2 separate regions of the Homo sapiens genome follow, and region 2 is linked to region 1. Evidence: read pairs that join two places in POLR2A ChIA-PET (ENCODE). Cell type or tissue: Panc1. All regions are shown on one strand. Links, peaks and the distances in the headings refer to the core of each region. The heading gives the core; the rest is flanking DNA.

Region 1 (2,923 bases), core at 94-2,593:
TACTGATGTACCAACAAGTTTTTCAATCTCACTGAGGAGCCGGATGGACTTTAAGGAATCTCCACCACTATTTAAGAAGAGTGACTCATCAGGAACCCTCAAAAGATCTTCTGGGAGATTCAGAGTAGACTACAGATGAGAGAATAGAGAAATATGTGACGTAAAGGTCTAAAAGCAAAAGACTTCAACATTTACAGGTAATATATAGAGATGAGAGTACCTACATTAATAATTAGAAATATAGGTCGGGTACAGTGGCTCACGCCTGTAATCCCAGTACTCTGGGAGGCCAAGGCGGGCAGATCACATGAGGTCAGGAGTTCGAGACCATCCTGGCCAACACAGTGAAACCCCACCTCCACTAAAACCACGAAAATTAGCTGGGTGCGGTGGTAGCCACCTGTAATCTCAGCTACTCGGAGGCTGAGGCAAGAGAATCGCTTGAACCCAGGGGGTGGAGGTTGCAGTGAGCCAAGATTGCGCCACTGCACTCCCGCCTGGGCAACAGAGTGAATCTCCATCTCAAAAATAATAATAATAATAACAATTAGAAATATAAAATAAATACTTTTAATAATAAAAATAAAGTTTTAAATTATTTTATTTATGTTAAAGGAGATCACTGTACTACCAATTTTGTCACAAATTCACTCTAAAAGTACAAAATATACTTCCCTTTAGAGCAGTTTTCTTACCCATAAAATTGGGACAAAAACATCTGATTTATTAATTATAAAGCCCACAAGATACCAATAGCCAATATTTCTATAATATGGGAATAATTTGTCTTTGGCTGCTTCATATAAAGCAAAATTACTTTCCAAGAATCTAAAAATGAAGTAGAAGAGACTTTTATCTTAGATACCCTCTATTTTTAGACAAGGCTACACAATTACATCCTCTTTTCAGAACCCTTTAAAAAAGAAAAATCTACATTTTATTTAAGAAAAATTATTAACTTACTGAGATATATTTTTAAACAAACTCTCTCAAGTAGAAATAAATATTGTTACTGAAAGTTCTTTTAGAATAATGATGTAAGCCCTAAGTATAACAGACAACGCACTGTGCTATAGCAAGATTTGGCTATTTTCTCAGCTCTGACAAGAGTGTTACTACATTCCACCGATCCTCTTAGAGAAAAGTTATGTCAAAACAGGCTTTGTCTACTTGTGCCTTTTATGACTACTTCACTTTCAATAAATTTCTTTGTCGGAAACTTAATCTAGTCTTATAGTAGAGAATCTAACCTTCATTTTAATACAAATTGGATAAATGAAGATATACTACCTAACATCTGGGTAGCAATAACATTCTCAGAAAATTTTATCCAACTTGTTAGGATAATAGCAGTCCCTAAAGATATAAAACGACCTCTTTATAATAATAATTTTATAACTTAAAAATTGTACCTTCCACAAATACTGTAATTTTTCCCAAAGGTCCTCTTTCCCACTGAGCTTATTCTCAGACTTCAAGTTTATGTAGTTTAAATATATCTTGTTTAACTCAGAAACATCAATTTTGCCTTAATATAAAAGAGAAATAACAAATGTTTTAAAACATTTTAAAATTTCACTCAAAGCCTTTATATATTCATTAGCCATATACATTTTTCTTTGTACAACACAGAAATCATATAAAGAGTTTGTTGTCAACAATCAATTCTAAAAAGTTGTCTGATACTACCAAGAATATACAGAGAAATAGATGAGAAACAGGTCAGGCATAGTGGCTCAGTCCTGTAACCCCAACACTTTGGGAGGCTGAGGTGGGAGGATCGCTTGAGGCTAGGTGTTCAAGACCAGCCTGGGCAACACAGCAAGACCCTGTCTCTACAGAAAAATTAAAAAATTGGCCTGTAGTTCTAGCTACTCGGGAGGCTTAGATGGGAGGATCACTTGAACCCAGGAAGTTGAGGCTGCAGTAGTGAGCCCTGACTGCACCACTGCATTCCAGCTTGGGTGAAGAAGTGAGACCCTATCTCCAAAAAAAAAAAAAAAAGAAAGAAAAAGGAAAAAAGGAGCTAATATTTATCCAATTTATCTCAATTTCAAGAGTTAAGGAAATAGTTCCATTACCTGAGCAATTACTGCATGTTGAAGTATATATTAAATAAAAATGAAATTGGGAAGGCAATATAATATGGTGATTAAGATTATATATTTTGAAGTCAAACAGTCCTAGACAGACAAAACAAACAATAATAAAAATAAAATTAAAATAAAAAACAGTCCTAGACAGAATATCAATTCTATCACTGTGATAGGTTAATTGTATGTGTCAATGTGGGTGGGCCACAGGGTGCCCAGATTAACCATTTTTCTGACTGGGTCTGTGAGGGTGCTTCTGGATGAGATTAGTAGATGAAACTAATTAAGGACTCAGTAAAGTAGATTGGGCATCATCCAAACTGTTGAGGGCCAAAATAGAAAAAAGGCAGAGAAAGGAAGAATTTGCATGCTTTTTCTTTCTCTTTTTTGAGATGGAGTCTCACTCTGTTGCCTAGGCTGGAGTGCAGTGGCGCAACCTCGGCTTACTGCAACCTCTGCCTCCTGGGTTCAAGCGATCCTCCCACCTCAGCCTTCCAAGTAGCTGGGACTACAGGCGTGCACCACTGCAATCAGCTAATTTTTTTGTATTTTTAGTAAAGACAGGGTTTCACCATTTTGGCCAGGCCAGTCTCAAACTCCCAACCTCAAGTGATCCACCTGCCTTGGCATCCCAAAGTGCTGGGATTATAGGCGCGAGTTGCCGCCCCTGGCCTGCACCCTTTTTCTTGCATCACTGCTTAAGCTAGGACATCTCATCTCCTCCTGTCCTCAAACAGGGATTTATATCATCAGCTCCCCTGATTCTCAGGCCTTAGGACACAGACTGGATACAGCACCGACTTTCCTGAGTCTCCAGCTTGCCAAAGGGA
Region 2 (2,923 bases), core at 251-2,750, 59 kb after region 1:
ACAGAGCGAGATTCCGTTTCAAAAAAAAAAAAAAAAAAAGTTAGCTTTTGTTTTGTTGTCCTGCTTTGCTAGACCAAATGAAAGAAAACCCATTAACATCCTCTGTAAAAAAATGTTAAATGTACCCTTCCCCAGAAGAACCACCACCTATAACAATCAAACTGCTGTAACTGGGCGCGCTAACCTTGTATAAAAAATGTTGTGATTCTGCTAAAAACTCCTCTGTCTGCCTATAGAAATGAAACCTTAACTTTCCTACTTTGCAATGCTGACTCCATTCCTTGGAGTTGGTGTTTCTGGGTGAGACATCCTCAAACTTGGTGCTTGAATAAACTCTCTCTAAATTAGATTCTGATCCTTTTAATTATTTAGGTCGATAGCATGCGTGATATAATTTGGTTTTCACAACAATCCTATGAAGTAGGTACTATGATTACCATGCCCATTTTACAGATAAACACACTAAAGCAATAGAAAGGAAGTTACTTTCCCATTGTCACACAGACAGCAGGTGGTAGCCAGGATTCCAATGCAGACAATCCAACTGCAGAATTTATGCTTCTAACCTCTACTCTTTATAACCCCTAAATAGGGTTTCAACAGGATGAGTATGTAGATGTAAATTAAAATCTCCAAATATAATAGAGGCAAAATGCATAGTTGGTAACCATTTTTTATGCCTTTCTGCATTTTCCAAATGTTCTCCAATAAATAGCACTTTTGCTATTAGAAAAAAAAATTTTGTTTCTGAAAACCCTCTGCTGACCAGGCACCCTTTCCCATGTCTGTGTCTCATTTCCTGCATTAGTGTTGATTAAGTGGTGATACAGAGAAAAAAGCCAAAATCTAGACTGAAGGTAGGGCAAGACATAGTAAAGACTAAGAGCATCCATACCACTGTGCAGTATAAACTCTCATAAAGGTTCCAACTGCTTTGCCATTTTTAATAGTTCTGAACAAGTGCTATAAATAGTAGATGTTTATTGACCAATTTTTGTTCCAAAGAATATATATCAGGATAGAAACAAAAAGTAAACCTCTTCCATATGTGCCTGTAGACTTTAGTAGCTGTTAATACATTGATTTATTTGGTAAAAAGGAACCTTTTTCAAAATTATATATTGCAATTGTTGCAGTGTTTTATTAACGAGAAAAATGACAACATTAAATATGTTGCCAAGTAAAACTCTAAAAAAACTTGGCATGATCACAGCTCACAGCAGCCTCAAGAAATGATTTTATTAAATGCATTAAATACTGAAAATAGATATGCATAATACTATATACCATATGGGACTAAATAAATTGACTTATGATTTCTTTTATTTAGTGAAATGCTGTGGGGTCTGTAAGTTAACCAATGTTAGAGGACTAGGTGATTCATGTCAGAGGAAATATATTATTAACATTGGCTATAGACCTCTTGGAAAAAGCCTCTGCCAACCATTTTCAAAACAATTTTTAAAAATCAACAATCATTTGGTAAAACAGTAAATTATGTAAGAAAAGAAATACACAAAAAACGGTTTTCTTTCCCTTTTGTCTCAAGGGAAGTTTTTCCTTCAGGCTGAAATGATATAGTTAAGAATCATTTAGATCCAGGCTTCTTTAATCACAAAGCCTGCTTATTTGGCAGTTTCTCAAGTTACTCCCTCAGGCAGCTTGAACCAGTTAAACTACATCCTTTCAGCTCTTCGGAGCTTATTGACAACCAGCCATGTGGTTTCCTAGGAAACAAAACCTTGGCTGGAAATAGTGAATCATTTCCAGGTCACTTTCAACATGGAGAGTGGAGCAGGAAAGCACTGGACTGAGGAGGAGGTTAAAGCTTTGCTAAGTGTCTGGGCAGAAAAAAATATACGAAAACAACTTTATGGAACACTAAGAAATAAAGGAATATTTATTTACATTGCTAAAAGGCTGCAATCATTAGGAGTATACAGAGACTGGAAACAGTGCTGGGCTAAGTACAAAAATCTCAAATATGAATATAGAACAGTTAAATATGCCCATAACTCTGGAGACAGCTCTAAAACTATGAAGTTCTTCCATGATTTGGATGTAATCCTGCAGTATGAACCTGCCACACAATTTACAGAGGAAGATGCAAATGGCAGGTACCTGGAAACGCTCAGCCCAAGTACAGCCCCAGAGACCACTGAAGGTAAAAAAAAAAAAAAAAAAAAAAAAAAAAAGAAAAGTACTCTTGTTTTTCTTTTGTTTTACAGTTTTATGAACTGTAAAAGTTCAGGACTTCTGTGGCCATATGATAAATATAGACTGAAATATCAAGACTGTGGAAAAATAACCAATTTATTATGCTATTTTGCACAAGGTTAAGAATTTTTTTAAAAAGAGGTTAAATATTACCACTTTAAAAAAATCTGTAAAATACAGAAAAAGCACATTACAATGGCACTGACTGCTAGTGCCAACTGCATGTGATATGTTTTTGAAATATGGATTGAGTTCTAAAAATAGTTTAAGTTTTAATTTTATAAGAGTGGTAAATAAGGGGAAAAATATCAAAAACATTGCTCAACTGATGTTTTTCCACAGCTCCAAACAAGAACTTTCTCCTTTATTTAATTTGCGTTTTCCTAAATTTATAAATAAAAGCACATTTAAAATAACTGTTCTACACTATTTCATTACTTGTTTACAAGAACAGCTCCATTTTAACAATGAAGAAGAACAGCTCCATTTTAACAATGAAGTATAATGAAGATTTAGTACATGAAATGATCTGAGACTAAGTGATTTACAGGGGTTTCTTGACGTGCTGTGTTGTTAAACCCAACACTATTTACATAGAATCTACTCATTGTCTGTGGAAGCATTAGTAGGCAAAGGGAGGGAAATCAATGACAGTAATGAGATGTCTACCATAGTCTAAATCTTATAGATGCTATTTCAAGAGCAG

Evidence for each region. ChIA-PET counts read pairs that join two places held together with the same protein. Peaks named below come from ENCODE experiments on the same cell type or tissue, not always from the same donor. Only the 100,000 strongest peaks of a DNase experiment are listed, where the experiment ranks them.
Region 2: POLR2A ChIA-PET joins it to region 1 with 11 read pairs; 2 of 35 experiments call an interaction of 5 or more read pairs at or near these places.

What each region holds. Positions count from the first base shown.
Region 1 is chr4:56,349,930-56,352,852 of GRCh38, forward strand. AASDH (aminoadipate-semialdehyde dehydrogenase) reads right to left here. Exons shown (of 15, transcript NM_181806.4): 10 at 1,413-1,528; 11 at 1-129. Among named protein-coding and RNA genes, the nearest start is that of AASDH, 36 kb to the right of the region's middle. In Panc1, for the core only: no CTCF peak of the experiment used is centred there; no DNase peak of the experiment used is centred there.
Region 2 is chr4:56,408,734-56,411,656 of GRCh38, forward strand. All of the region lies in intron 1 of PPAT (phosphoribosyl pyrophosphate amidotransferase), which reads right to left. It also overlaps a transcript of PAICS not described here. Among named protein-coding and RNA genes, the nearest start is that of AASDH, 23 kb to the left of the region's middle. In Panc1, for the core only: no CTCF peak of the experiment used is centred there; a DNase peak (open chromatin) is centred at 1,722; H3K4me3 peaks cover 558 bases; H3K27ac peaks cover 356 bases.